Regions from separate parts of the Homo sapiens genome. Here region 2 is linked to region 1. A link is an interaction called in ENCODE POLR2A ChIA-PET data of the cell type or tissue named here. Cell type or tissue: GM12878. All regions are shown on one strand. Each heading gives the region's core, and the rest is flanking DNA. Links, peaks and the distances in the headings are about the cores only. Region 1 has its middle 390 kb from the start of OR4E1. Region 2 holds the start of LOC124903284 (a long non-coding RNA gene).

Evidence for each region. Peaks named below come from ENCODE experiments on the same cell type or tissue, not always from the same donor. Only the 100,000 strongest peaks of a DNase experiment are listed, where the experiment ranks them.
Region 2: POLR2A ChIA-PET joins it to region 1 with 5 read pairs; 1 of 35 experiments calls an interaction of 5 or more read pairs at or near these places.

The regions. Positions count from the first base shown.
Region 1 is chr14:22,062,397-22,074,849 of GRCh38, forward strand. It overlaps TRA and TRAV22. Among named protein-coding and RNA genes, the nearest start is that of OR4E1, 390 kb to the left of the region's middle. In GM12878, for the core only: no CTCF peak of the experiment used is centred there; a DNase peak (open chromatin) is centred at 8,775; H3K4me3 peaks cover 404 bases; H3K27me3 peaks cover 264 bases.
Region 2 is chr14:22,168,899-22,181,351 of GRCh38, forward strand. It overlaps LOC124903284 (a long non-coding RNA gene), which reads right to left and starts at 4,483. Exons shown (of 2, transcript XR_007064069.1): 1 at 4,264-4,483. It also overlaps TRA, TRAV30 and the pseudogene TRAV31. In GM12878, for the core only: no CTCF peak of the experiment used is centred there; a DNase peak (open chromatin) is centred at 6,466.

The DNA of each region.
Region 1 (12,453 bases), core at 2,178-10,177:
TCCTAATATTAGTAATTTGCCTTTTTTTTCTTTGTTTTACTACAAGTTTGTCAGTTTTACCCATCTTTTTAAAAACGGCTGTTTAATTTTTGTTTCTGTTTTCAGTTCTATTGATTTCTGCTTTTATCTTGATTAATTCCTTCCTTAAATTTGCTTTGGATTAATTTTTTCCTTCTTTTTCTTGGTTCTTGAGGTGGGAACTTAGATTTTTGTTTGGATACTTTTTTCATTTTTAATATTTGCATTTAGGGATATACATTTTCTCTCAATGCTGCTTTGACTATGTCCTACAAATTTTGGCATGTTGTATTTTCATTTCCACTCGGTTCAGTGTATGATTGATTTCCCTTGAGCTTCTTTGATCCTTGGATTATTAGGATGTATGTTGTTTAATTTTCAAATATTTGGAGATTTTTCTGCTCTCTTTCTGATATTTACTTATAGTTGTATTCTATTGTGGTTATAAAACATAGTCTTTATTGTTTCAATTCTTTTACATTTAATTTTTTGAGGTTTGTCTTGTGGCCTAAGATATGGCATACTTGGTATACGTTCTACAGGCATTTGAAAAGATTGTTTATTCTGCCATTGGTAGGTGCCATGTTCTAGAAATGGCTATTAGATCCTGTTGGCTAGCAGAGTTGTTGAGTTCGTCTATGTCCTTGCTAATTTTCTGGCAAGCTCTTCTATTAGTTATTGAGAGTGGGGTGTTGAAGTTTCCAACTATAATTCTAGAATCATCGGTTTCTTCTTTCATTACTATGAGTTTTTCTTCCATGTATTTTTCAGCTCTTTTGGTTGGTGTATACACATTTAGCATTGCTATTCCTTCTTGAAAGACTGACCCTTTCAACAATATATAATGTTCCTTTCTGTCTCTTCTGTCTCTGGTACTTTGCTTTGCTCAGAAGTCTACTTTACCTGATATCGATATAATTATTTTGACTTTCCTTTGATTAATGTTTGCACGATATATATTTTACTTTCTTTCTTTCTTTCTTTTTTTTTTTTTTTTTTGAGACGGAGTCTTGCTCAGTCGCCCAGGCTGGAGTGCAGTGGCGCAATCTTGGCTCACTGCAGGCTCCGCCTCCCGGGTTCACGCCATTTTCCTGCCTCAGCCTCCCAAGTAGCTGGGACTACAGGCGTCCGCGACCACGCCCGGCTAATTTTTTGTATTTTTAGTAGAGACGGGGTTTCACCGTGTTAGCTAGGATGGTCTCAATCTCCTAACCTCATGATCCACCAGCCTTGGCCTCCCAAAGTGATGGGATTACAGGCGTGAGCCACCGCACCTGGCCTATATTTTACTTTCAACATGCCTATGTCATTAAGTTAGAAATGAGGTCTTCGTAGACAGCTGTAGTTGGATCATATTTCCACTCTTTTCACTTTCTCTGTATTTTAACTCTCTTTTCATTGCTGTTTGTAGACCAATCTCTGTATCTTAATTGGTATATGTACATCATTTGCATTTAATGTAATGTATATTTTAGTGATTAATCTTCCATTTAATTTTGTTTGTTCTGTTTTTTGTTTCCCTGTGTTTTATCTCCTAACTTCTTGTGAATTATTTGACATTTTCTAAAATTCCATTCAATTTACCTATAATGCCTTGGATGTGTATTTTTGTGTAGCTTTCTTCAGTGTTTGCTCTAATGGCTATTATAAATAGATAACACAGTTGTCTATTGGTGATGTCATTCCACCAATTTAAATGAAGTATAAAAACATTGTCTCCCTTTACATTCAGTTGTCCTCACCAATTCATGATACAGTTTTCTTTATGTTTTCCCCAATATATATTTAGAACCTCATCAGACAGTGTTATTATTTTTGCTTGATCCATCAACCATAACTGTGAATTAAAAAAATTGATCAAACATGTTTGGAGTAAAGACTTCATTATCTTATTTTCTCTATATAGGAAATATTACAAATTTATTGTCATATGAAGTCAATTAAGAAGTATGGAACCAAAAAATATAAAAACAAAAAATCTTAATTCTGGCAAGGACGTGGAGAAAAGGGAACTCTTGTACACTGTTAGTAGGAGTGTAAATTAGTATAACCACTATGGAGAACAGTATGGAGTTTCCTCAAAAAACTAAAACCTGAGCTACCATAAGATCCAGCAATTCCACTGCTGGGTATATATCCAGAAGAAAGGAAATCAGTATATTGAAGAGGTATCCGCACTCCTGTTTGTTGCAGCACTGTTTACAACAGCTAAGATTTGGAAGCAATCTAAGTGTCCATCAATACATGAATGAATAAATAAAATGTGGTACATATACACAATGGAGTATTATTCAGCCATAAAAAACAATGAGATCCTGTCATTTGCAAGAACATAGACAGAATTGGAGCTCATTATGTTAAGTGACATAAGCCAGGCACAGAAAGACAAACATTGCATGTTCTCATTTATTTGTGGGATCTGAAAATCAAAACAATTGAACTCATGGACATAGAGAGTAGAAGGATGGTTACCAGAGGCTGGGAAGAGTAGTGAGGGAATGAGGGGGGAGGTGGGGATGGTTAATGAGTACAAAAATATAGAAAGAATGAGTAAGACCTACTATTTGATAGCACAACAGGGTGACTATAGTCAAAAGTAATTTAATTGTGAATTTTGAAATAATGTACAGTTAAACTAAGAGTGTAATTGGATTGTTTGTAACACAAAGGACAAGTGCTTAAGGAGATGAATACCCCATTCTCCATGATGTGATTATTTCACATTGCATGCCTGTATCAAAACGACTCGTGTACCCCTAAAATATATACAACTACTATGTACCCACAAAAATTGAAAATTTAAAAATAAAGTATTATAGAAGTGTGTCAGATAAACAAGGAAATATGTAAATTTCTGAATTCTGTATTTATGGTATTCGTGTTTTAAAATTTATAGTTTGTTGTGATTTTCTGACCTAAAATTATTTTTGTACCCAGTTTTATTCTTATTTTTATGTTATTCTTTTTAAAATCCTCCATCTTGTAAGTTTCAGGCTTACAAACATAAATCCTCCTTTGTACATTATCATAAATCTTTGAAATTCAACACTAGAAGGGCAGGAAGGATGTGGAGGAAGTTCACAAAAATTGTGAATTTCTCTTAGCCCTCTATTTGGCCCCTGGAGGGTGTTGTTGCCTAAATTGGAAATGGCTTTTCTTTAAAAGATTAGAATAAGCTCCTTCCTTCTCTACAGGTTAAAGAGGTGTCCTTTCTGACTGAGCATTCTTTTAGACAGCGATGTATAAAGAATCTCAGACACCAGAGGCAGGCAAGTTTGTCAAGAGAGCATCTCTTACTAGCAGTTTCTACAAGATCCCTAAGAAGAAGAAATCTAAATCCCTGCCATTTCTCCTTAGTTTCAACCTGGATTCAAGTTACCCCGTGGTCAGATTGTGTCTGTGGGGAATCTCCTGGAAAGGTGCATGCTGCTCCCTCAGTGCTTGGCTAGATCTCATTGTGTGTCTTGACGCTTGGGGTACTCCTGTTCCCAAGTGGGTATCATTCCATTTTACTCTCTTGTCCACAAATGGAGCATTGTCTATTTGACTCTGAATACGGACTTTTTGTGTTAGCTGAGTTCACTGACATAGCATTGGCATTGTAGGAAAAACCACTGCCCATTCTGTGACTCAGCCTGACGTTCATGTCGCTGTCTCTGAAGGAGCCCCTCTGGAGCTGAGGTGTAACTATTATTGATCTTCTGTTCCAACATATATTTTCTGATATGTGCAATACCTCAGCCAAGGACTCCAGCTTCTCCTGAAGTACCTATCAGGATATAGGGTTCTTTCAGGAATTAACGGTTTTGAGGCTGAATTTAAGAAGAATGAAAACTGCTTCCTCCTGAGGAAACCCTCAGCCTATTGGAACGACACGCTGAGTACTTCTGTGCTGAGTCCCGCATTGCCCAGGACTGTAGTGGGGGCTACATAAAAACTACCTGAGACACATAGCTTAAACAACTAAGGATCTCAGCCTCAGTTATTTTCAGGAAGTTGACGTGTTCTGTGAAAGCAAACAGTACAAAGAAAGTAGAATCCTGTCTAGCATTTAGTTCCTATGGACATCTTAGATTTCTTTAATTTATTTTCTTATTTGCCATTTTGCAAAGGAAAGAGCTTGTACCTGATTCTAGAAGAAATTAGACTATAGGATTTGTAACAAGCAGGAGGAGGTGATTTGCACCAAGGTATTTCAGATAGTGATGGACTGGGATGACTTAAGGTTGGCCATGTGGATTGGTATAAGGCAAATCAATTTGCTTTTAGTTATTAATCTCATCTCTCAAACAATCAGAAACCCAGAATGAGTGTTTATTTCAAGCTGCATTATCTACAGATTATTTTACCCAGTATCCTGACTTCAGTGAGCTACAGTCCTTTGAGGAAAGAAGCCTCTTCAAAGGACTTCAGCTCACTGATGAAAGTATTTGAGACTGGGAGACTTAATTAAAGCTGACATTTAAGGATGTGTGCAAGGCAATCTTTCCAAAGACAATATAAAAGGGAAAAAAAAGGCTTTATTTTTTTAATCTGGTGGTCCCCAGCGAAAGGCAGTCTAAATTAAACACAACATCATGGCAGAGTTCCATGTGGAATCTTGGGGTTGGTTGTTCTATGGATGACCTACCCTTTATCAGTTCTACCCAGATTACCTCTCTCTGTTTTTCTCCCTTTCAATTCAATTTCCCTAATACTTGCTGAGTGTCCAATAACTATTGTTGATTCCTTAACCATATTTAATTATTTCTCTACACCATTCCTCATAGTGCCAATAGTAACTATTTGCAACGTTCTTGAGCAGTTAATCCAATGTTGTGCCTGCAGAACTTTTATTTCTACTTCAGTAAAAATATAGGTGTTCTTATTTTTCACCCCCTTTACCTCCAAATCCATTTCCAGATTATTATTATTTATGGAGTCTGGGGCAAAAGCAAAAACAAATTATTTTCATAACTTTTAAAAACAGCTAATTTTCTTTTAAACCATTAGAATAATCTAGTAAACCTAAAAAGCAAAATATAAATAATAATTAACAATGAATAGCTTTAATAAAATATATTTAAATAAAATTAGAATTTATTTGTTTTTAAGTTTAATTCGATCACAGTATTTAAAATAAATGCTAGTTTCAACATTCATCTAGTATATAAAGAAGCTAATCAGTGTCACTCTTTATGCAGATTCAATCTAGGATAAAATATATGCAATTTAAAACTAATGTTGTTGAATATTACAAAGTGTTCCAGCCATCATGAGCAACTATAGTGAATACTATGCTGATTCATGAGTACCCTGAAGAACCACAAATGAGTACATAAGAGATGCAAGAAAATAGATCCTCAGCACCCTCGGGAAACAGTATTTCTTTTTGTAAGAATCTATTGCCTCCGTGCTGAGAGGAAAGATGGGGCTAGCTAATTAATTTTTTCCTTCCCTTCCTTGAAACCCCTCCACCCTTGGCCCCAATTCCAAATCAGAGTCATATGAAGTCAATTAAGAAGTATGGAACCAAAAAATATAAAAACAAAAAGTGTTAATGCTGGCAAGGACATGGACAAAAGGGAACCCTTGTACACTGTTGGTAGGAGTGTAAATTAGTATAGCCACTATGAAGAACAGTATGGAGGTTCTTCCAAAACCTAAAACCTGAGCTACTATAAGATCATATTTACTTATTTTTCTACACCATTCCTCACAGTGCCAATAGTAACTATTTGGAACGTTCTTGAGCAGTTAATCCAATGTTGTGCCTGCAGAACTTTAATTTCTACTTCAGTGAAAATATAGGTGTTCTCATTTTTCATCCCCTTTACCTCCAAATCCATCTACAGATAATTATTATTATTGATGGAGTCTGGGGGAAAAGCATAAACAAATTATTTTCGTATAAACAGAGTCTGCCTCCTATGGCAGCAGTGGCACAACCCACAAATATTTCTAATATTTGAAAAGGACAAAGGTCAAGGTATGTGAAGAAGTATTTTTCTCAAATCTGAAAAATTGTGTTAGTGGTTTTTTAGGTTACAGATTGTGCCCGGTCCTGAGTGACAGAGACAGTCCGTGTTCTTCAGTACATTTGCGTGTGTGTGTGTGTCTGTGTGATTGAGTGGCCCTGTAAAATATGAGGCTCTGGGCAGGGCTCTTGCCTGAGTCTAAGGGTCATACTGTCCACAACCTTGCTCATCTTCTGTCCTTCTTGTATTTAAAACAAAGGGTCACTTTTCAAAGTTTGCCATCTTTGCTTTTGTTACTCTCCAGTCTCGTCACCTCCACAGAAGGCATGTAGCATCACATCCCCCATCAAGTCACATCCTGTAATAGAAGTTTGACATAATTGTTACTGTCTTGGTGCTCATGTGGTGTTTAAGGATGCTTTTTAAAAATGATATCCTGTAAACCTTTATTACATTCAGAGAGATGTTTGTCTCCTCACTATATCACAAGCTCTCTGAAGGAAAAACCGTATCCAATTCATTTTTTTTTTTAATTTCCAAGGTCTCAAACACTCTTAAATATATTGACTTAACTATAACTGAATCAAATTGGTGAGCTCATATTTTTTCAGTTCATACGTATGAATTAAATGGATGTTCTAATTACATAAAATTACATTTAAAGTATTTATCTTCATAAAAGCCACCGTGGGGTCTCATGGCCCTATTTATGGTACTCTCCATTCTGTGGACACTTCTGTTGTTTCATGTCAACCCACAGGTACAGCCCTAGGAAAAGACAGCTGGGCTGAGCTGTCCATATATGCTGAGGAAGATGTAGTCTTTCTCAAGGTTTAGCACGTCAGGAGGCATATAGGCTTCTCTTAAATTGAGGGACGGCTCTGAAGGATCTAGTAGTGAATAGTTGTTGAAAGATTTGAGAAATATATTGAGTATAAGGATGAGGGCCAGTAAGAGTAAAGAGGGAAGAATAATTATGTGCAAGGACAAACTAAATCATTATCAGCACATAAGAAACATATTTTTGCTGAGTATTCTTTTCAATTGTAGCTCTGTCCTCTAAAACAAGATAAATGACATATGAATATTCAAGTTCTAGGTTATATTTGAAATGCATATATATATACCTATATTTAAATTTTTGTCTTTATATTATTATCTTTATCTGTATCTATCAGAAAATCCTGGATCAAACAGAATCATATACAGCAAAAGGGAAAGTGGAGAATTCCAAAGAAGGGAATTCGGATTTTAAAAAATTTTTATTTCCTAAGATTTCCTAAGAAAAAAATATGAACTTTTATTTCACAGGTCCAAAATTATTTCTAAACTGTTGAAAGCCATCTTTTCTTTAGTATTCTTCTGTCCCTTTCATGTAACTAGAACCCCCTACCCTCAACCAAAAATAAATAAATAAATAGATAAATAAATAAGTAAATAAATAAAAGAGAGAGAGAGAAAAGGAAGAACATGGAAACAGAAGGTAATGATAGGAGAAAGTGGAAGGAAAAAAGGAAGACAGAAAAAAAAAGAAAAAAGATTTACTGGACTGTAAGATAAGCTATAAAGGAAGTTTGTATAAAATAAGAATTAGAAAAATAAAACATATTGCCCATCCAGGGTAATACGTAGAAAAAAATTTGAATTGATCTTATTTTTTCTCTCACAATTTACAGTCTTACTAGGGTCATTTCTTATAACAATATTTACCACAATTCTTGATTATTTCAGAGGAGTCCTAATCCACACTTTTCATATATTCTAATAATAAAAATTATTACATATATAATACATAACATGTATGTTCTTATTACTTTACATGACTGGAATGACTTTCACCTAAATTGGCTAATAAAGACCTTCTTGTCAGAACACATTCTTGTTTTGGGGGTTTAAAATGTGGACACTCATTCTGTGATCCTCTCCAGGCTCGAATTAGTATTACAGTTGAGGCACGTTGTCCTCCCGAGGAGGCCCCTCCCTTTCCTTCTCACAGGATCTTTCACATTCTTTACTATATCCAGAATTATTAGAAAACATCCCTCAGGTTACGGAATAATGACCTTTCTTTTTCCCTTCCACTCCACCCCTTTCCACCCCGGCTCTCAGCCAGGTTTAAGTCGGCGGGTGGGGCTTCCTGTCACAGAACGCTGTTTAAAAACTCAGTAGCATCTGGGCGTGAGCAGGCTTTGTCGGGTGGAGCTGATTGGTTGCAGGAGCAGCAACAGTTCCAGAGCCAAGTCATGACACCGACCTCCCCAAGGTTTAGTTAAATATATCTTATGGTGAAAATGCCCGGAGCAAGAAGGCAAAGCATCATGAAGAGGATATTGGGAGCTCTGCTGGGGCTCTTGAGTGCCCAGGTTTGCTGTGAGTTGGGGCTGTCCAAGGTGGGAATCTGAAAGGATTTAGCAGCTGCAGCCTTGTTGAGGGGAGGAAGGGCAAGGAGTTAAAAAGTCATGCAGTCTTTCTATTCACACAACCTGTGGGGGCATTTTCAGGATTCTTCAGATGTTAAACTGCCCATCACCTATGACTTTTTCTCCATTTCTGACCAGGTGTGAGAGGAATACAAGTGGAGCAGAGTCCTCCAGACCTGATTCTCCAGGAGGGAGCCAATTCCACGCTGCGGTGCAATTTTTCTGACTCTGTGAACAATTTGCAGTGGTTTCATCAAAACCCTTGGGGACAGCTCATCAACCTGTTTTACATTCCCTCAGGGACAAAACAGAATGGAAGATTAAGCGCCACGACTGTCGCTACGGAACGCTACAGCTTATTGTACATTTCCTCTTCCCAGACCACAGACTCAGGCGTTTATTTCTGTGCTGTGGAGCCACAGTGCTCCCCAGGCACCTGCGGCCTGTACACAAACCCTCATCCGGGCTCGGTTCCTCTACCAGTAACAACCACATCACGAGGCCACCGCAGCAGCATTTTGCACAGCTTAATATTCCTTTTGTACATAGGTAGAGTTTTAACCGTAGATTCTTTTTGGCTCTACAGGTTTGAGACTTTGGTCTTTATTTTCCCTTTTCAATACACACCTCCTCCTACCCTATAAATATCTAACTTGGAAGGAGTAGAGTAGCTGATAAGAGGACAGAATCAAAATAAATATTTAAGTGACAGTATGCAGGACTCCAAAAGGGTAAAAAGTAAAAAGAATAAAAAGAAAAGAAACACCATTCCAATAAGCATGTTGTTAGACATTAGTTAGACAGTGATCCAGCTTAGTTGTGTGTCTCAAGCACATTCAGGTCTACCTCACCACATTATGTACCAACAGACAAGGGCAAATATTTGCATACTATCCCACTAGTGCAGCAAAGTAAAATTTCTTTAAATATTCACATATTGATAAATAGCTGTGGAGAAAAAACTTTAAAATGTTATGTTCCCATATGTGTTTTTCAGGCTTGTTGTATAACCTAGAATATGATCTATCCTGGAAAATATAACCATGCATGATTGAGAAGAATGTGTAATCTGATCTTGGGTAGATAGATGTCTGTTAGGTCTACCTGGCTTTTGTGTTGTTCAAGTCTTCTATTTCCTTGTTGGTATTCTATTTGTCCTATCTATTATTGAAAGTGAGGTATTGAGTCTTCACCTGTTATTCTTGAATTTTCTGTTTTTCCCTTCAATTCTGTCAGTTTTTGTGCATCATGTATTTTGGGATATGTCATTAGGTGCATATATGTTTATAACTGATATATTCTTAATGGATGCCCTTTTATCATTATAAAATTTCCCTTTTTATCTCTAGTAACATTTTTTGGTTTAAAGTATACTTTGTCTAATAATAATGTAGTGACTCCAGTCATATCTTTTCCTATCCTTTTACTTTCAACTTATTTGTATCTTTGTATCTAAAGTGTGTCTCTGACAGTGTATAGTTGTGTGTGTGTGTGTGTGTGTGTGTGTGTGTAGCCATTCTGATAATCTCTACTTTTTGATTGGATTGTTTAATCCATTAACATTTAATGTTATCATTGATATAGATTATATCTGGCATTTTAATTTTATTTTCTTTCTGTCTTATGTCTTTTTTGTTCCTCTGTACCTCCTTAACTGCTTTCCTTTGCATTAGGTGAATATTTTATAGTATAATATTTTCATTCCTTTATTTTTTTCACTATGCTTTTTCAATTATTTTCTTGGTGGATGTTTTAGTACTTACAATATATATACATCTAAACTTGTCAGAATTCACTTCAGACTTTATGCTAACTTAACTCCAATGGGATTTTCAGATGTCACTTCTATATAGGTCTATTTCTTATTCCCTTTATTATTGTTATTCACATTATATGTATATATGTTACAAACAATAGGTTATTATAATTTTTATATAATTTTATAATTATTTCTTTATATAATCTTATGTTTTATAAGCTGAGAAGGAAAAAAGGAAAGCAAATATATATTGAAGTGTTTGTTGTTAACCTTCTTACTTATCATTTCTGGGTCTCTTCATTTGTTCCTGTGCACTTAATCATAGCCAAAAGGTCAAGAAGTGATCATTTGTTCCTGTGGATTCAAGTTGCCATCTGGTGTCACTGTCTTACTCCAATATAGTTTTGCAATCTGCCTTCCTCCTTTATTCTTTTATTATCAAATATGTTACATTCCTGTAAGTCCAATAATATAATTATATATGTATTGTTTTATACAGTAGTTATTTAAATCAGTTAATAGTAGAAAGGGGATAAATATGCAGTCACACTATCTTTTTAGTAAGTGTGTGGATGCAAATTACTGTTTGAAGTCCCTTGCTCCCAGCCTGAAGATCTTCCTTTATTATTGCTTGAAGGTGAGTCTGCTTGCAATAAATTCTCTCAGTTTGTATTTATCTAGGAATGTCTTTATTTTACCTTCATGTCTGAAAGATACTTTTGCTGAATATAGGATCTTCATTGATGGTATATTTCTTTCAGCACTTTGAATATATCTTCCCACTGCCTTCTAGCTCTGTTGTTTTTGTTGAGAAGTCAGCTGTTAATTTTATTGAGTTTCTCTCATAAATATTTGATTTTCTCTTTCTACTTTGAAGATTCTATTTGTCTTTTAACATTTTTGCTATGATGTGTCTGAGTGTGGATCTCTTTGCATTCATTTTACTTAGAGTTCACTGAGCTTCTTAGATGAGTAGATTAATGCTTTTTTGAATCTGGGAATTCTCAGCCATTGTTTCTTCAAATTTTTTTGTTCCTTTTTCTTCCTTTCCTTTTTCTGGTACTCTCACTATGCGTATATTGGTGTGCTTAATGATGTACCACGTTTCTCTGAGTCCCTGTTTATTTTTCTTTATTCTTTTTTCTGTCTGTTTTTCAGATTGCATAATCTCTGTAGATGTATCTTTAAGTTCACTGATTCCTTGTTCAGGGAGCCCGAACCTACTGTTTGACCCTCCAGTCAATTTTTTTATTTGGTTATTGCACTTTCCCAACTCTAGAATTTCTATTTTGTTCCTTTCATAAAAAAATAATTTTTACCACTTTATAGATATTCTCTGGCTGATAAGAAGTCATCATCATATCTTTTTTACTTCCCTCAGCATGGTTTTATTTCTTTGAGCATACTTAAAACAGCTATTTTGAAATTTTTGTCTGTGAAATCCAACATCTAAGTCATAGAAAAGGAAGTTGCCATTACCCAATTTATTTCTCTTGTGTAAGAATCACACTTTCCTGTTTGGGGTATATCTTATAATTTTTTGTTTTAAACTAGACATTTTAGATAACATATTATATTAGTTTTCTATGGCTGCTCTTATGGGTTGAATTGTGTTTCTCAAAATTCAAGATGAAATCCTAACTCCCAGTACCTCAGAATGTGACCTTATTTGAAAATAGGGTCATTGCAGATGTAATTAGTTAAGATAAAGTCATAAGAATGGACCCTAATTGTGATGGTTAATGTTAGGTGTTATGTTGATTGGACTGAAGGATGCCTGGATAACTGGTAGAGCATTGTTTCTGGGTGTGTCTGTGATGGTGTTGCCAGAGGAGATTGACATTTCAGTCAGTGAACTGGGAGAGGAAGACCCACACTCTTTGTGGGTGGGCACCATCCAATAGGCTGCGCAGCTACAACAAAGCAGGTGAAAGAAGGTGGGAGGCTTCTGGCTGCCTACTTTCTCCCATACTGGAGGCTTCCTTCTGCTTCTCTTGTCCTTGCGTTCCTGGACCAAACTGAGGTTTGGGCTGCTATTTTTTTACAGACAAATAACGAGATGCAGATGAACTGGGGAGGAAGAGAGTTTTTATTTCTGTAGTCAGTTACAGGGACATGGCCCGGAAATTATTGCCAGACTAACTCAAAATTACAAAGTTTTTTCAGAGTTTTATATACCTTCTAAGTTATATGTCTACATGTAAGTGTGCATTCATTTAAAGACATAAATGATTAACTTCTTTTAATTTATAACTAAGGTCTGAGTCCTGAAGACCTTCTTCTAGAGTCTCAGTAAGTT
Region 2 (12,453 bases), core at 2,070-10,069, 110 kb after region 1:
CTTCATTTAATGAAAAAAAGCAGCAAAGCTCCCTGTACCTTACGGCCTCCCAGCTCAGTTACTCAGGAACCTACTTCTGCGGCACAGAGACACAGTGATACCCAGGCCTCCAAGACCTGTACTCAAACCTAAAGCTGAGCCGCAGATGCTCCCCTAGCATAGATGCCCACCACAGGAGTATGGGGAACTTACCAGAAGGTTCATCCATGATAAAAGAGAAACCTGAAGGAAATTCATTTGCTTCAACATATAACACAAAAAGCAAGCCATGGCCTTAAGACCATATCTAATTTGGCATTGTTTTCTTGATAATTATTTAATTGCTTTGTTGGTATTATATGATAGATAACTTAGATTCAGAGAAAATTACATAGATTTCAGTTTCAAAAACTGGAGTGAATTCCTATTTGACTGAAGCTATACATATAAACTCCTTTTGGATCTCTGCATTCCTATCTGAAAGTGAAAAGTAACCTCTCTTTCTTCTCCTAGGTACCCACAGCTTGACAATAGGACAGCAAAAAAAAAAAAAAAAAAAATTGTCTGGTTCTTTCTTGGACGTGAGGATTGTACACGGTAGGTATTTAGATTGTTAATCTTGTTACCTATCTGGAAAGGTCACTAGCATTATTTTTTCCAAGGTTTTAAATATCTGTTTTGGGGAAATGGCATTTAGAAGTACTTCAATTTTATATTTGCCTTGCCTTCTCTTCTCATTGAGGTTTATTCTGATTGATTTCCAGCTTTGCCCAAGGGACCCTGAGTTATCTTACCAGTTTGCCCAATGGTCAAGATCCTTCCTCAATTGTTCCTTTCACATCAACCCAGCACAACACTGCATGTAGGAAACACTCAACAAGTTTTAATTGAGTCATATGTTGATAAGAATTGAGAATGGCCAGGTGTGGTGGCTCACGTCTATAATCCCAGCACTTTGGAAGGCTGAGGCGGGTGGATCACTTGAGGCCAGGAGTTCAAGACCAGCTTGGCCAACATGGCGAAAGCCTAACTCTACTAAAAATATAAAAATTAGCCAGGTGTGGTGACACACACCTGTAATCCCAGCTACTTGAGAGATTGAGGCATGAGACTCACTTGAACCTGGGTGGTGGAGTTTGCAGTGAGCCGAGATCACGCCACTGCACTCCAGCCTGGGTGACAGAGTGAGACCCTGTCTCAAAAAAAAAAAAAAAAGAAAAAAAGAAAAAGAAAAAGAAAGAAAAAACAAACAAAATAATCACACACAGAATTCCTTCCACAAGATCAGTCTTCCACAAACATTCTACAACTTGCTTAAATCTTTAGTCTTGTCCTATCAGTCTACCCTAGAACAAAAATTTAATTTTTCAACTTTCTATATTCATTGAGTTTTATCCATCATTTTTTTTACTCAGAAAACTTTAAAATTAACTTTTTAAAAACTTAATTTTAAAAAATTAATTTAAAAAGATCTCCATGCTGGGAAAAATTACTTTCTCTTTAACAGAAACCAGATTCCCATGCCTTCTTAGAAGCTTTTTATCAAAAACACAAAACAACTTTATACACTTTGCATATATAACTGTTTCTCTTATAGCTAGTAGTTTGTTGTTTTGTTTTGTCTTGTTTTGTTTTTGAGATGGAGTTTCGTTCTTGTCGCCCAGGCTGGAATGCAGTGATGCAATCTCAGCTCACTGCAACCCCCGCCTCCTGGGTTCAAGCAATTCTCGTGCCTCAGCCTCCCAAGCAGCTGGGATTACAGGCACACACTACCAAACTTGGCTAATTTTTTGTATTTTTAGTAGAGATGGGGTTTCACCATGTTGGCCAGGCTGGTCTTGAACTCCTGACCTAAGGTGATCGGGCCGCCTCAGCCTCCCAAAGTAATGGGATTACAGGTGTGAGCCACTGCGCCCGGCCATAGCTAGTATAATTATATACATAAACTGTAATGTTACTTCTTAGTAACTCTTATTCTTAGTGAAAAACTGAGGAAGTAAGTAATTCTAATTAAGCACCAGATACAGAGTCCAAGACAAAGGACAATCCCTGGAGCTAGGCTTCACAATCTCCTAAAGGCCCAAATCCAAAAACATAGTTTATAGACAAGTTAAGTGTCAAAAATTGTCATAAAAACACATTTTATGATCTTAAAACATCTAGCAGAGATAATATCTGAACAACAGGCCAATAGACAGACAAAATGTCTAAATTAAATTTGGAAGAGGTTTCTATTTTATTTTATTTCACCAATAATTTTTAAATTGTCTTTATTTGTTAAAGATTACTAAAGTCACATGAACTTAAAGGTGTTTGAGTTAAGGTTTCTATTTTTCTCATAAAATATTTAAGTGTTTACTTTTTAAGTCAATTAATTAGAACTCTTTCACATATTTTGGTTGTGAAACATCACATACACATAACACATATAAATATATAGACACTAGACACACAGACACACAGACAGAAGCAGATCTTGTAGAACTATATGATTTTTTATTTACCAAATTTAAGTAGTTGTTTTTATTCACAGTTTCAATTACCTATTTTATTGCTCTAGGCAACTGTTAGGCGACCCTAAATTTGCATTTCTGAAGTGATAACTCTCAGGTGAAACAAGATAAAGGATTTGCATCTCAAAATACAGACAGAGACAGGGAATTTAAGCTCTTTAAATTTGGTTGTGTTAGAGGAAGATTGAAAACATGGATGCCAAGTAACACAAAATTATATAAATTTATCACGGGCTTTTATAAGGTGACCAATTTCATTTAGATAGGTGCTTTTAATTTAGTCTCTTTTTTATCTGGACCATTGAATTCAAAGCATAACTCACACTAAATCTTGGGTCCCCCAAAAGAGGTAAACACCATGGGGATTAGGACACGCCATGTTTTCACTGTACATTTCACTGCAAATACATTTCCCCTGAGGCTGGTGGGCAACCCATTGCCAATCAGCCCACTCTGCGATCAGCCCATTCCTTAGCCATTGTACACACCAAAGGCAAGCTTTTCACAATAAAAAGAAATTTCTAGTAACTCCAGAAGCAAAAATTTCTGGTAGTGCAATGCAAAGGAGAGAAGAGTTTTAGATCTGAGAAGACACTGTCCATTTTCAACTCTTGGGATTCCCTGAGGAAAAAAATAGCAGTTTCTCCCATAAATGGGTCTGTGGCACATTTTCTGTTTTTTCTTAAGGAATCCCAGGCTGTTAGAATTTGTTGTTGTTGTTGTTTGTTTGTTTGTTTTTGTCTTCTTATGTGGCACTGAGGGTGGCAAGAGGAAGGAAAGGGCGATAGAAAGAGAGAGACAGAGGGAGTGCACATTCCTAGCAGCGGTTTAAGAAGAAATTCAGTTGCCTGAGAAATGTTTACAGAGAGAGAGAGAACAGAGGCCTTAAAGCAGTAAGTAAATACATACATAGCCTAAATATCAGTTTTAATTAAGTCAACTTTTGACTATGGAGCCCTTTAAATAAATCCTGTCAAATCTCTTATTATCAGATTTTAGCTGAGACAAACAGTTGATATTTCTGACTTTTGAACTTCTTTACCAAAAGATATACCCCCAGGTGCCTTAATCAAGGTTATTATATAACCGTGGGTACACAAGCTGTCTCCAAAGAGTTGGCAAGCATTTTTTAACAAGATCCAGAATCACCCCAAAGATCGCTCAGCGAAGGAAAGTTTCATTACCAATAAATGGGGTATAACCCATATTTCTGTCAGGCCATGTGTTTAGAGTCTTACCTTCTCAGCTGACCATATGCACACAAAGGCCCCAAAGCCTCATGTGCCCCCAACAGATGAAAAAAGACAGGAAACAAAAAGCTATGGAAGTGGGAAAGATCAATCATAAAGATCAATAATAAATTGATACCCAACAAAAAAGTCACACAAATATTAAACCGAGAGGGGCTGGATCCCTGACCAGTAATCAGACTCACCCTGTGGATGTGAAAGTGCAGAATTTTAACTATTGGGCCACAGGTGGAGTGGCCTTTGTTTTTCCTTGACCAGAAAGCAAACCCAAGCCTCTGCAGGAATTTTACCTACCAGAACTGGTTTAGGTCAGATTTTTCACTCTTAATTTAGTCAAGAGAATTTTTAAGGCTGGCCATGACACTATTATATGTCCTTTTTAAATGTGATCTCTTTGTTAATTGTTTAGAATAAGAGATCCCTAAAATCTTTAAATTAATTGCACCGAAAGAAAGGATGGGAAAAGGGTCTTGTTGTGTAAATGAAACTTCTCAGGTAGTCAAATTGTTGACCTTTCTTACCCAGCCAGGGTTTTTAGAAGTGAAAATTGACTTTCTCCAGCTGCAGAGTTTCATTCAACATTAGAGGGGGCCAGGAGTTGGTAAAGTCTAACAGAAGGTGGACCAAAACTGAAAAGAAAAACCAGAAAAAGTGATCACAGAATTCACATATAATTGCGATCTCTCAGCATAAGGGTAAGTTATAGCCAACTGACAATAAACCTTGCCCTTCAGCTACCAAATCCCAATATGAAACCAGCTCCTTACCTGGAGATGGACCCAAGCTGAAGACTGCTGTCTGCCATCATGGAAGCAGAAACTACCAGAAAAGGAGTTTTACAGCAGAATAAACCTCAGATCCCAATTGAAAATTTGGGGGAGATCAGGGATCTCTGGAGGGAGAAGTTCCCAGAACTTACATAGCAAATCATCCAATCTGTAAGAGTAATAAAGAGCTCCAGCCGGTACCAGGGCCCCAATAGGAGACCTGCTGGAGGCCAAGAGCCAGACTCCACTCAGAGTCCCTTCGTGGTCACCAACATGTAAGCCAAAAAGTGACTGAGGCAGATCTCTATTGATTAGAGGTTTATTTTGCCAGTCGAGGATATGCCTGGGAAATAGAAACATAAGTCACAGTAGGATCCTTGACCTGTGTTTTTCCAAAGAGGGTTTTGGAAACTTAACTATTTAAGGTGTAAGAGCAAGCAGGAGGGAAAGGGGAAAAAAGGAGGGACAGTAGGCAATGAGACAAGTGGTTACATTCTTATAAGGCTTTGATTAACACTCAATGAATCCACATTTTGTGTGTGAAAAAAAGAGAGTAGAGGAAAAAATCAATTAAGCATTCATCTCATCCTCAGTAAATCTACATTTTACATACGATAGAGTAAGCATGTGAAATTAGAGTTACCTGTTTGGGAACAGAAGGAAGGCAGTGTTTTGTGTGACTCCGTTTCCAACCTTAATTTTCCCCTTGGCATAATAACTTTGTGGTTTTCAGATTTTATTTTTCTTTCCAGATTGAGATTCCCATGACCCCCCATTTGAGTTCAATTAATAATTAATTTGCTAGAACATCTCATAGAACTCAGAGAAACACTTACTTACATTTACTAGTTTATTATAAAGGCATACATATATTACAAAGCATAAGGATGAAGAGATGCAAAGGGCAAGGTATGGGGGAAAGGGGTGCAGAGCGTCCTCACTGTCTTGGGGCACACCGCTCTCAAGGAACCTCCATGTGTTCAGCTATCTGGAAGCTCTCTGAACCTAGTCCTTTTAGGTTTTTATGGAAGATTCATTAAACAGGCATAATTGATTAAATCATTGGCCATTGGTAGTCAACCTTCAGACTCTCTCCCCTTCCCAGATATTGGGGATGGAGCTGAAAGTCCCAACTCTCTAATCATGCCTTTGTCTCTCCCATCCCCCATCCTGAAGTTACCCAGGGGCTGCCAGCCATCCGTTCAGTCAATCATTAACAAAGATAAGACATCGCTTCAGAGTTTCTAAGTATTTTAGGAGTCGTATGTCAGGAAAAGGGGTCAAAGATTGAATATATACTTCATAATATCACAAGTCATAAAACTGAATAGTACTTAGCAACCAAAAGAAATAAAGTACTGATTCTTTCACCAATATGGATAAATTTTAAAGCATTATTCTGAAAGAAATAAGCTAGACACAAAAGAATACCTACCATATAATTGTATACATACGAAATTTTAGAAAAAAGCAAATCTGATCGATGGTGACAAAAATCAGATCAGTAGTTTCCAGGTATTGGGAATGGAAGAAGGACATTGACAACAGTAAGTCACATAGGAACTTAAAAGGTGATAAAATATTCTATATGTTGATTAGGATAGTGGTTACACAGATGTAAATGAGGGAAGAGAGAGACCCTCTCGTACTGTTTTATATTGTTTTATACTCAGTACCTGTTTTAAGAAAAAACAACAAGGAAGTAAAACCAAAGACAGGCAGCCTGACGCCAGGCCCGAAACCAGGTCTGGGCCTGCCTGGCCTAAACCCAGTAGTTAAAAATCAACTCATAACTTAGAAACTGATGTTATTCATAGATTCCAGACATTGTATAGAAGAACACTGTGAAACTCCCTGCCCTGTTCTGTTTCTCTCTGACCACTGGTGCATGCAGCCCCTGTCACATACCTCCTGCTTGCTCAAATCAATCACAACCCTTTCATGTGAAATCTTTAGTGTTGTGAGCCCTTAAAAGGGACAGAAATTGTGCACTTGGGGAGCTTGGATTTTAAGGCAGTAGTGTGCCGATGCTCCCAGCTGAATAAAGCCCTTCCTTCTACAACTTGGTGTCTGAGAGGTTTTGTCTGTGGCTCATCCTGCTACATATACATTTTTCAAAAACAGCTTGACTGTTATGCTTAAAATGTGATATATTATTTCATGTAATTTATATTCAATAAAATTAATCTAAAAAAGATTAATAAAAGGATTTAGATTCTAGATCTCATGATAATCTGTAACACTTCTTTTAACTCAATAGAAGTAATTCCTCTGTTTTAATTTTGGGCAAAAAATAAAAGAAAGAGATAAGATAACAAGAAGTAGGAAAAGGAAGGTAACAAGAGGTAGTATGCAGGAATTAAAATTCATTCTCTTAAATTAGAGGACGATTACATCCCAGGTTCTTCATTTACTGTATACGTGATCTTGAGCATGTGTCTGAGCCTCTGTCTCCTCTCTGTAATAATTTCTCACAAGATTCAACTGTCTCACAAGGGGAGGATTAAGTAATAATATGTACATAATGTTCCTAGAGCATGATAAATGTTCAGTGAATTTTATCTAGTATTTTTATTATTAACCAAAGGTGGTCATTTTAAGTGAGCCTAGGTTCTCTAAATCAAATTATGGGTGGTAATCAACATGGTATGGCAGCTCCAGAATATTTTTTTAATCTGGGCAACTTGAGGGGCTAGGGGTAAAAGTAGAGAAAAAAGATAATTGTATTATTATCTCAGAAACTGTCCAGTAGCCTGGAATCCCAAGTGCTATAGTTTGAATGTTTGTCCCCTTCAAATCTCATGTTGAAATGTGATCCCCAGTGTCAGAATTAGGGTTGAATGGGAGGTGCTTGGGTCATGGAGGCAGATCCCTCTGAATAGATTAATGCTCTGGAGTGGAGAGAATGAATAAGTTCTCACTCTGTTAGTTCCCAAGAGAACTGGTTGTTGAAAAGAGCCTCGTATGTCCCCCTCTCTATTGCTTCCTCTCTCACTTTGTGATCTCTGCAAACAACAGCTCCCCTTTGCCTTCCACCATGAGTGGAAGGAGCCGGAGGCCCTCACCAGAAGCAGATGCTGGTGCCATTCTTCTTGTATACTCTACAAAATCATGAGCCAAATAAATTTATTTTCTTTATAAATTACCCAGTCTCAGTATTCCTTTATAGTAACATAAAATGGACTACGATGATGGGAAATAATATTTTATCAATGGAAGTGATCTTCTATTATAACTGAGCCAAGAGAAATAAAATTGAATAGAATGGAAGTTTTCTTTTGTCTTAACAAAGTTACCAAAATCACACATTGGGAGGATAAGCAGAAGTCTAAGATAATCAGAAAACAGAGTAGACTGCAAAAGAATTGTTTGAAATCATCAATTAAGATGGAAAGGAGGCAGGGAAAACATCATAGTTTCTAGTATCACCCTGAAATTTTGTGTGTAACAATATATGTATGTCTATCTACATCCAAGGATACAAAACCACATCTGTATTTTAAAGTAAAATATATTTTCTTCACTCAAAAAAATATATAGGTATCTTTTTAATCTCAGTCTAAATCTGGGAATAAAATTTTGTGGCCCCAAAATGTCTGGAGAATAACTAAGCAAACTTTGCTAGGGAAAGAGCTGTCTTAAACACATCTAGTGGCTCAATTTAGTCTGTGCAAGTATGAGCAGGATATGATTTAACAACTTGTCCCTGCCCCTGCCTTCCCCACTGTACCACTTTCTTTCCTATTCTGAGACAGATGCATTGCTCACCTCCAATAATTCTAGGTGGAGCTTTATACAAAACTGAATAAAGTAGGTCTCAGGCTCTGAGCAGGCAGTTTTTTTTCCTAGAAATAGAGGTGCCAACATGACTGTTGGCAGCATATTACGGGCACTCATGGCCTCTGCCTTCCTTGGTAAGGACAGTAGCTGATAGGCTGAGGACAGTCTAGGACTGGGAGAAGACAGTGGGGAGGGAAGAGGGGATGAACAACTGGTCATATGTGACAAACACTCAGGTGTAATAAGAAGGAAGAGGAAAGGAACCAGATTCTGACTCCTGCCTTTACTGAAGGTTTAACCCCTGCCCCAAAAGTTCTTGGAAGCTCTCTTACAGGTCAGCTCAGGGGACCAATCTTGTTATTTCTTCTCATTTACGGGATCCAGCATGTCACAGAGGGTCATTCAATCCCAACCAGCAATATCTACGCAGGAGGGTGAGACCGTGAAACTGGACTGTGCATACAAAACTAATATTGTATATTACATATTGTATTGGTACAAAAGGTCTCCCAATGGGAAGATTATTTTCCTCATTTATCAGCAAACAGATGCAGAAACCAATGCGACACAGGGTCAATATTCTGTGAGCTTCCAGAAAGCAACTAAAACTATTCAGCTTATCATATCATCATCACAGCCAGAAGACCTGCAACATATTTTTGTTGTCTCAAAGAGCCCACTGTGAAGAACATGTTAGAAGAGCCTTACAAAAAGATCGGAACTCAACCTGAGGCAATTGCCTATTCCCACATTCTCAGGAAAAACTCACAAACCTTACCCAGGCATTTGTTAGCAGCTGGTGGTTAGGGTGCATAAGATAAGACCCAGAAAGGAAGTCATTGAGTTCATTCCAGGAAGCACACCCTCACAACTGCCTTAGAAACCACACAGGACCACATGTAAAAGCCATACTGCTCGGATGACATCACATCTCTATTTCTTCCCATGGAGTATGCCGTTTAAAAAAGCAACATGTGAAACATGGAATTTTAAAGCTTAATTGATTGTACAGGACTTTATATCTGCTCAACCAAATCTCTTGAGGAAAATAGTATGGAAGACACTAGGGAAAAAAAACACGCATACAAAATAAAGATTTTTATGGCAGGATCCCTAAACACTGGCCAGAGAGATGCAATCTTGGTGAGACTATAGACTGGAGTACTTTTGGACCATGTAGAACAGCAGCCTATTCTGGACCAGATGCATTTTTCTATCTCCTTGGCTACATTTCACTCTAATCCTGCCAACTCCAGCTTGGCTTACCATGCTTTCTGATTCTCATGTTCCTTGCAGCTGGGTCTGCTAGTTGGGTCCTCCCTGCAGTCACATGCCTATCACAAGATTTGGTTAACCACAACAGAGAAAGGAGATATGTGGGGAGACACTGCTACAGATGCTAGGATCTGTAGTTAATCTTGTAGCCACCTAACTAATTCATGGAAACTCCAGAAATGAGACTGCAGTTTCTAAATCCCGTATTTCTTTATTCAGTCCCCAAACCCAATTGTTTCGGTCAAGCACATAAGACTAGTCTTCTGACTCTGATGAGTCATTTTTCTTCCCTACAGATTCTCCTAAAAATCCCTCCTATGAATCCTCTGCTAAGGATGCTAAGTGAACCCTATCACATGTGGCTGCAGGCCTGACACAGTGCCTAAGCCTTAACCTTCCTCTTCTCTTAATTCTGTGCTCTCAGCTAAGGTTTTGACAACTTGCCAACACCAAAACTGGAATACACAAAGTATCTGCCCTTTCTTGGTTGTTACCTATTTCAGAGCAAACTGGACATTCCTCCTCTAAAATTTTATCTATCTGAATTCAAAATAAGATTGCCATACTTGGATTCTTACTCTCATTGGTTCAGTCAATCACTTGTTCATTCAGGAAATGAAAATATGTCCTACGCAAAGCTCTTCAGTTGCTTCTAATTGTTTCAAGAGAAATATCCAAGTTCTCTTGTATGGATTAAAAATTGTTTCTCTCCATATTTTTTTTATTAAGCCCAAGGTAGATAAAAATGTGGAGACTGCTCTGTAGATATTCATAATATCCATAATCGCATCTTCAAAATCTATGAAGAGCCCAGAGAAAACCCATCCGAACCAAAGTAAATTGTAATTATCTAATTCCTCAGCCTTGCTATGTTTCTTGGGATTTCTCCTTATTGAGTCCAAATTTACTACCATGACTCACAACCTAACTGAAGCCACAGAATAAATAACTCAGACACTTGCCAATTCTTCCATCAAGCGGCCCAATAAAGACTCTAGTCTCTGTGAGACTTTTAACAATTAAATATAAAATTCTCTCAACATTTTTTGAGAAAAGACCTTAGTCTTCTTTTAAAAGAAAATGGAAGGGAAAATGGTGCAGCAGAAGGGAAAACAATGCCCTCCTTCTCAGACTGAATAGGAGAGAGGTATTTCAATTATGATCTGTGATGTACAGTGATAATATGATTTGCAATGCTTCTTATGGTTCAGAGAGAATACTGACAAAGGTCTTGCGTTTCTGATACCAATATTTCAATTTTAGATGCAATGGAAGATGGCTAGAGTTCCCATTCCTGCTAGAAAAGAGTGTTGCTTCTGCCTCAATAAGTAAAGCTGGATAAATAGAAAAATTGTAACTTTGCTTTAACCCATCAGAGACCTGAGATTACAGGGCAAATAAGTAGGCTGGACTCCAATGAGGAAAACACTCCTCCAAGGGAGACAGGCAGCTTATGGACTGGCACAACTGCAGCAGAGCATAGAAAAAGAAATGTTATCTGCCATACAAGCAAGAAAAAGAAACTGGGTAAAAGATTGAGTGAGAGCTATCATCAGAATATAGAACTGCTGGGAGTTGCAGACATAGAAGGAGTTTATATTCACTGGTAGGGCCATTTCACAGATGTTGGAAGAAGTAATTAGGGGCAGGGTGAGACACAGAGAGAGCCCCAGCAAAAGTGTAGGCTTACAAGACATAATTGGCAGTCACTGCAGGAAAGCACAAATCCCAGCATTCTTGCCTAAATCAGCCTCTTGCAGGAGGAAAAGCTTTAAGCTGTTGGGGATGGGGCTAAAGACCTGACAGCGCATTCTGTCACCCCCTAGAGCACAGGTTAAGATCCACAACAGCAAAGAAAAGAGTCAAGGGAAAAAAATCTCTACCTTTGGGTAGAGACAGGAAACCATTCTGAGCTGAAGACCCTGTAACAATACCATTCTAATTTTGCTACCTGTAAGAAAGAAGCAGAAAACTCTCTCACACCACACCCACAGAGAAACACGGCAGTGTTTGGCTGCCACAGGGAGGAAAGGTATGAATGCTGAGAAAACCCTAAATCCAAGATCCAAGCACATGGGGCCAGTCTAAGATTGAAGCTGGACCAAGACAACAGAGAAGTCCACCTACCCACACAGCGAGCCTCGTAAGCACTAAATAACAAGCAACGGCAAACTATTGCTAGAGGAGTGAGGGGTGAGGAACAGAAAGAGAGATCCTCTTTGTGCTGAAGGAATTCAGGGACAGCTAAAAGCTGAGGTAGAGTACTCTAAAAAATAGAGATTCATAAATCAATAGTAATTCAAGAAGCCAGCTTTTAAGTGGCTCACAAAGCAGTAAGATGGTTTTAGGAAAACTTATGTATTTAAGGATAGTATTCTAGACCTTCTATTTTCAGATCCTTCTACTTCCTACTTTCTATTCCTGGAGACAACATGGTTGGATACCACTATCAGAGCCATATTAGGCTGACTGAACCACCATTGTGACTTGCATTATATTATCTTCTCTCAATTCTTTATCTCCGTGGAGTTTTACCTTAAAAGATGTTCATTCATATACTTTTATTCACTAGGTATAACTATGAGGAAGCTGATAAAAAGGGATGTTTCTCATTAGTCTTTTGTTTATCTAAGATTTGTTGTAGGTTCTGATACATTAGCAGAATAATATAATCAATACTTTGATTTGTTTATCAGATCTATCTAGGTTCATATGCTACCTCTTTGTGTTCTTGAACTTCTTCGAGTCTTTGAGGATTAAATGAAAGAATTGATATCAAATTAAAAGCACAGTGGTTGGCATGTGGTAGGCACCAATAAGCCACTAATAACAGCTCTTGAAATACGTCATATCCTTTCATTGCTCCTTTACAACATTGAGTTTATAACA